2 separate regions of the Homo sapiens genome follow, and region 1 is linked to region 2. A link is a loop called in an ENCODE intact Hi-C map of the cell type or tissue named here. Cell type or tissue: heart left ventricle. All regions are shown on one strand. Each heading gives the region's core, and the rest is flanking DNA. Links, peaks and the distances in the headings are about the cores only.

Region 1 (2,907 bases), core at 299-2,798, 140 kb after region 2:
CCGCACCAGCCGCTCTGTGCTTCTCTAGCTCTCCCCATGACAACCCTCCCCACGGCGCCACCATCACACATGGACTAATTACATCCTCCTCCATCTCTCTCTGCTAGTTCACACCTCCCTGCTACCTTTACAGCTCCTGCCTGGAGTGCCCATTACAGCTCTCTCCATCTGTCAAGCAGCTTCTTGTCCTGCAAGACCTCAAGGCACACATAGGCAGTGGGGCCCCTCTGGAGGCCCCTCTTCTCTTTCAGTTCCCTTTGGTAAACTGGACCAGTACTGGGCAGAATAATTGGCTTGGAATGTCAGACCCTGAGCCCTTGTAGATGCCTCTCTGCTCTGCAACCCCATGGCCAAGCACACAGTAGGTGCTCAATAAATGTCGAGCCAAGATCAGGGGCTGTAAGTGCAGATGGAAGGAGGCTAGGGGTTTACAGTTACCGGACCCGGTTTTGAATTTGGGCCTCTCCACCTGTGGGTTGTGTGACAGAAGCAAGATACTGTCAGGCTTTCCCTTCTGAGCCTCCGTTTTGGGGTCTGTAAGATGGAGGCAGTCATCACCCCTATCTGGAAGGTTTGTGATAAGGGTCGAGCAGATCCATGAATGTGGGCTTCGAAGACTCCAGAGCTTTACCAAAAACGTGCATCTTGTTATCGTGGTGGTAACCATGATACTCTGATGACTCACCCGCTGTGGTCATCCAATTAGCACCGCTTTGTCCCCTTCCTGAGCTACGTGCGCTCTTCCGAGGGTAAGAACCCAGCTGGGCCAGGGTCATGAGGGAAGGTGAGAATTACAAGCCTGTTTATTTAACATTTAGGAAGCCAACACATTTTCCTGTACCTTGTCTGCAACACTTAAGCCAATATTTGCGTCTTTGGGATTCTATTTATATGGTAATTTAAAAATAGGGTTCAGACTTATAGCCGGTCTTTCTCCTGAAACTCCGAAAGCACATTAATTTTCTACACGGTAAAATAGTGCAATAATTAAATATTACCATCTATCTTAAAATCTGGTAACTCCTAGCAAAATGGGTTTTCCGAAACATGATGTAGGTTTTCCCACAAAATTGCACTCTAGGGAAATATCTTATTTTGAATGTATGAAAGAGACCACGAACTTAATCTCAATACAATGTAAGAAAAATTGATTTGTTAAATTGTAATAATTTTCTTGCATTTAAAATCTCAGTGCTTCCCGTCGCAGCTGACCCAAAGGCCCCCGTATATGTGTCTTTGGGGAGAGGCCCATGGAGCCGAGATGTCTTGTTTCATTGTTTATGAAGCTTCCCACATGCCCTTTTATGTGGTTCCAACTGGAGCTTTTGTTGTGTTGTTGCAAACTTCTCTGAAAGAGGCGAGGCTTGGTGACCCTTCACCCTTTGCCTTCAGTCTCTAAATACGTTCTCTGCGCGAGTGGAAAGGAAGATCTCCCACGTGGAAGAAAGTTTGGGCACCAGAGCTGGCCTTGGTGGGCTCCTTCTTCCGCAAGGACTGGGTGGAACGAGGGAGGCTGGGTGACCCTCAGCTGGAGGCCGAAGCTGGAGCCGGCGGGGTGAGGGTTCGCCACTGGCTCCCAATCGCCCCAACCAAAGCTCAAGAGGGCCCCCTTGTGGAAGCTCCCAAGAACAGCTCGGTGAGTGGTGTGCCTCCCCCGACGCTGGGGTTCCTCCCAGTCACCCCCGACATCTTTGGGCAGGTCTCAGATCCAAGGGTACTCAATGGAAACCACCATCCTCCATCCCTCTCTCCTCAAAACCTAAATATTTCTGCGGCCCGACAAGATTCTTGGCCCCTCTGGGGAAGATCTGGTGGAGAACCAGTTGCCAAGGCCATGAAGAGTTCAGCCGCTCAAGGGGGCATCCCAGGAGTCCCTCTCAGGCACCCTTTCTGGGTTCTGAGGGGTCTTCGCCATGATGTATACGAACACCTTCGTTCTTATTGAATGTGTCAAAACCTTGTGATTATCTTGCCGAAGTCCTGTTCTATAGAACAATAAAAGCTTCAGCCTTCTGCCAAGAGAGCTAATAAAAGTTCAGTCCAACGGGAGACTCCCAGATACACATTCTGTTTGGAAAACACTGACTCCTAACTACACCGCTTAGGGCAGGCAACAGGACATTCAGTGAGATCTGGGCACATTCAGAACCCCTTCTACGCAGTGATGCTACAAGCTGTCATCATCCCCTCACCGGCTCCTCCAAGCACCAGGTGGGATGTTGGCATCAGTGGACAGCATTGGCCAAGTTTGGTATAAATAATGTCTACAGACCAACGTGCAAGCTGGGAACGCAGGTGCTAAAGTCAAGTTAACGAGGCCTTGTCTCCAAAACACCGGAACATCTGGGTGAAAAGGGAAACGCTTCCATCTGTCACCCTGCTTCCTTGGCTCTTTGGAAGCAGCTGGCCTGTGGCTGGGATGTTCCAGTTTCCAACTGGGTGGGAGCTCCAGCCAGAGCAAGAATAATTAGCATTATCATGAGGCCAAGGGAGAGTTTTCATGTGCACAGTTTTCGTTCTGGAACATTCCTAAACAAACAAACAGAAAAACCTAGCTTATGAGCCAGGCTTGGTGGGCCAGAACTCGTCTCCCCAGGCCCCCATTCCTTTCCCATTCTGTGAACTGTGCACTTCCTTTCCCTCAGCAGGAGTGGCTAAGCAGAGGCCTCGGGGAGTTATCCTCAGTGGCCAGCCGCTTCCTCATACGCAGCGTTTTCCATTGTGGCTTAAGCACATGTCACACAAACATGAAGCAGTCACCTTCTCCAGGTGGTACCAAGCAAGGCCCACCTTTGTCCTCCATCCCGTGGTCCAGACTGACCTGAGACTTTTCATGGAGAACTGGGGGGCCAGTAGCTAACCAAACCCTGTCCCTTTGATCACCTGTCAACCCGCAGCTTCTTAATC
Region 2 (2,907 bases), core at 231-2,730:
CCACCCAGGAAGGTGGGCCTGCCTTGGGTCACACTGAGACGTGCAACTTAGGGGCCCTCTCCGCTGTCACCCTTAAGGCTCACAGCCACTAGGCCACTTCCCAAACAATCTGTGATCTGGACAATTCTGAGCTGTGTCTCATCCAAACCTACCTCTCCCGTGTCACTGGGTGCCTAGTCTCTTGCTAAGTGTTGGCAACACATTTTTACCTACACTAAAGAGTCATTATGCTGCTACTATTTCTTCTAGAAAACATAGGTCCATTTTCAACAGGGCAGGCTTTCTGCCTGCTCTCTCGTCTCCAAAGGAGGCCCCTAATGATGGAGATGTAAGTCTGGTCTGGGCTCAGCCAAGAGCAGAGGACTCACGTTTACCATGCTCTTCCCAGCTCCCTGGCCCTCAAGGATGTTTCCAAACTTGCTCTTCTTTTCCGAGCCGGCCTCCATCCTGCTGGTGGGCACGTTAACACCAGCTGACAGATAACAGGCATGCACGTGGAATCACACCTTCCTGCTTTCTGAGGATGGACAAGAGTCTGGGGCTGGTGCTCCATGACATCTTCCTCTAGAAGCTTCTGGGCCGCATCTAGAAGAACAACCCATCAGGAGGAGAGAATCAAGATCCACCCTCCCGATCACAGCCTACAGGTTCATCTCTGCAAGCGCACCTCTCACCGCCTCCCCCTGCTCTCCAGCCCTGCCGACCTCCCTAGAATATGGAAGCACGTTCCTGCCCCAGGGCCTCGGCTCGGGCTGCTCCCTCTGCTCAGATGCCCTCTTTCAGCAGCTCTCCCAGTTGCTCTTTCTTGCACCATTGCACCTACTTTTCTGCCTTGCTGTTCACACGAGCCTTCACTCAGCATGCATCTGCTGAGTGCTTACTGTATGCAAGCCCTGTACTCAACACAGAGACGCAGCAAGATCAGCATGGCTCTGACCATATGGGGTTTGATTCAGTACACAAATAAGCGTGGATGGTCATTCCAGGCAGTCCTAGTAGCTCTGAAAACACATGAAGCACGGCCCCTTGATGTCGGCTCTGCTTCTTCTTATTTGTCTGTTTCTGTTTGCTGTCTGCCCTCCCCCTGGACCGTCAGCTTCATGAGGTCGGGGGTTGGTGCTGCCATTTTCTCTCTAGAAGCTTCTGGACCATGCCCAGAAGAGCAACCCATTGTGGAGGGTGGCTGCCCCTGGTGGGGATGGGGGCAACTTTTCCCATGAAGAGCCTCCCAGAGTCTCAGGCCTCAAGCAAGGCCAGAGAGGCCCCACTGCCCGCATCTGGGGGACACCCCAGAGACATGGACTGGAAATGGTTCGAGCCTGGCCCACAGCCCACGGAGCTTCTGAGAAGAGCAGTGCTGGGAGCACATCTGTCTGCCCTCGGACCCCCGGGTTCCAGCTGGGCACAGCGTCCACTGGCTCTTCAATCCCTTTCCCATCGTCCTCAAGGAGAGGAGAGTTTAATTCCACAACGGCCCGAAGCATAGGTGTGGGTGACTCAGAGCGGGCGGATGAGAACAGGAGGCCAGCAGGGATTCCGGCTGAGTGCGGCCCCCGCAGCCTCCGGCTCAGCCAGTGACTCACTCCAGACACTGCGTGAGTCAGCGGCTCTGCGGCTCTGGCCAGCTCTGACGCCCTCCGCACACTAATGAGACCCCAGCAGGACAGAGTACATGGAGGATGGGGCGCTCAGGCAGAGGGCACGGGAGGGCACACACCCCCCAAATGCACACACGTGTGTGCACACAGTTCACACAATCACACGCTATCACACACACTCGTACACAGGTGCACACACACACTTTCCAGTGCACACATGCATGTGCACACAGTATACACACACATCACACGCTATCACACACACTCGTACACACATGTGCACACACACCCTCCAATGTACATACTCATGCGCATGGTTCACACACACTTCACACACACTATCACACTCACTTGTACACAGGTGCACACACACACCCTCCAATGCACACACTCATGCACACAGTTCACACACACTTCACACACTATCCCACGCACTGGTACATACACACATGCACACACACCCTCCAATACACACACACGTGCACACAGTATACACACATCACACACTATCTCACACACTCATACACATGTGCACACACCCCCTCCAATGCACACGCATTACACACAGTTCACACACACTTACACCCACCCATATACACACATCACACACACTCATACACACATTCACATCCACATTCACAAACACACCCTTGAATGCACACACTCATATGCACAGGGTTCACACCCACCTCCATGCACCCTCATACACACTCATGTTCACATCCACATTCACACACATGTGCATACACACCCACATCTACATCCACACTTACTATACACACATTCTCATATGCCTACACAGCCCCCTCCCTCTTTCCTTCCTTCCATCATCATTCCTTCCTTCCTTCTTTTCTTCTCTCCCTCTCCCCATGCCTTCCTCCTTTCCTTCCTGGTTAAGCACATGGGTTTTGGGACCAAGGTCATCCTACCCCAGCCCTGCCAACCAGCGATGTGACCACGGACGTGCGGCTGTGCAGCTCTGTCTGCCTTGACTCCTCATCTGTGAGACGTGGAGACTGTGAATGCCCCTTCCTAGGATGAGCCTCCATGTGAAGTGCTGATCGCAGCTGGACACACCACAGCACACAGCGTTGGCTCTGGCCCCTGTGGTCAGGATCAGTCACTGAGCTGTGCTTCCGACAACCGTCTGCTGGATGCACAGTCTGAGCTGCTCAGTCTGAGCTGCACAATCCTCCTCTTTGTAGACCCAGAGGCTGGGAGTAGAGACCACAGGTACACAGATGAGTTACACTCCAGACAACAAGTGAGCCACCGAGCTGGCACCAAGTGGGGTGGGCGTGGGAGGCAC

Evidence for each region. A loop is a pair of places that touch in the nucleus more often than their neighbours do. Peaks named below come from ENCODE experiments on the same cell type or tissue, not always from the same donor. Only the 100,000 strongest peaks of a DNase experiment are listed, where the experiment ranks them.
Region 1: it touches region 2 in a loop (2.4-fold over the local background); 2 of 110 quality-filtered maps call a loop at or near these places.

What each region holds. Positions count from the first base shown.
Region 1 is chr20:58,480,374-58,483,280 of GRCh38, reverse strand. All of the region lies in intron 1 of APCDD1L (APC down-regulated 1 like), which reads left to right. Among named protein-coding and RNA genes, the nearest start is that of APCDD1L-DT, 34 kb to the left of the region's middle. In heart left ventricle, for the core only: a CTCF peak has its summit at 1,600 (motif pointing left); no DNase peak of the experiment used is centred there; H3K27ac peaks cover 1,196 bases.
Region 2 is chr20:58,622,715-58,625,621 of GRCh38, reverse strand. No RefSeq gene overlaps it. Among named protein-coding and RNA genes, the nearest start is that of LINC01711, 11 kb to the left of the region's middle. RefSeq lists an enhancer at 1,415-1,709. In heart left ventricle, for the core only: no CTCF peak of the experiment used is centred there; DNase peaks (open chromatin) are centred at 1,551 and 2,701.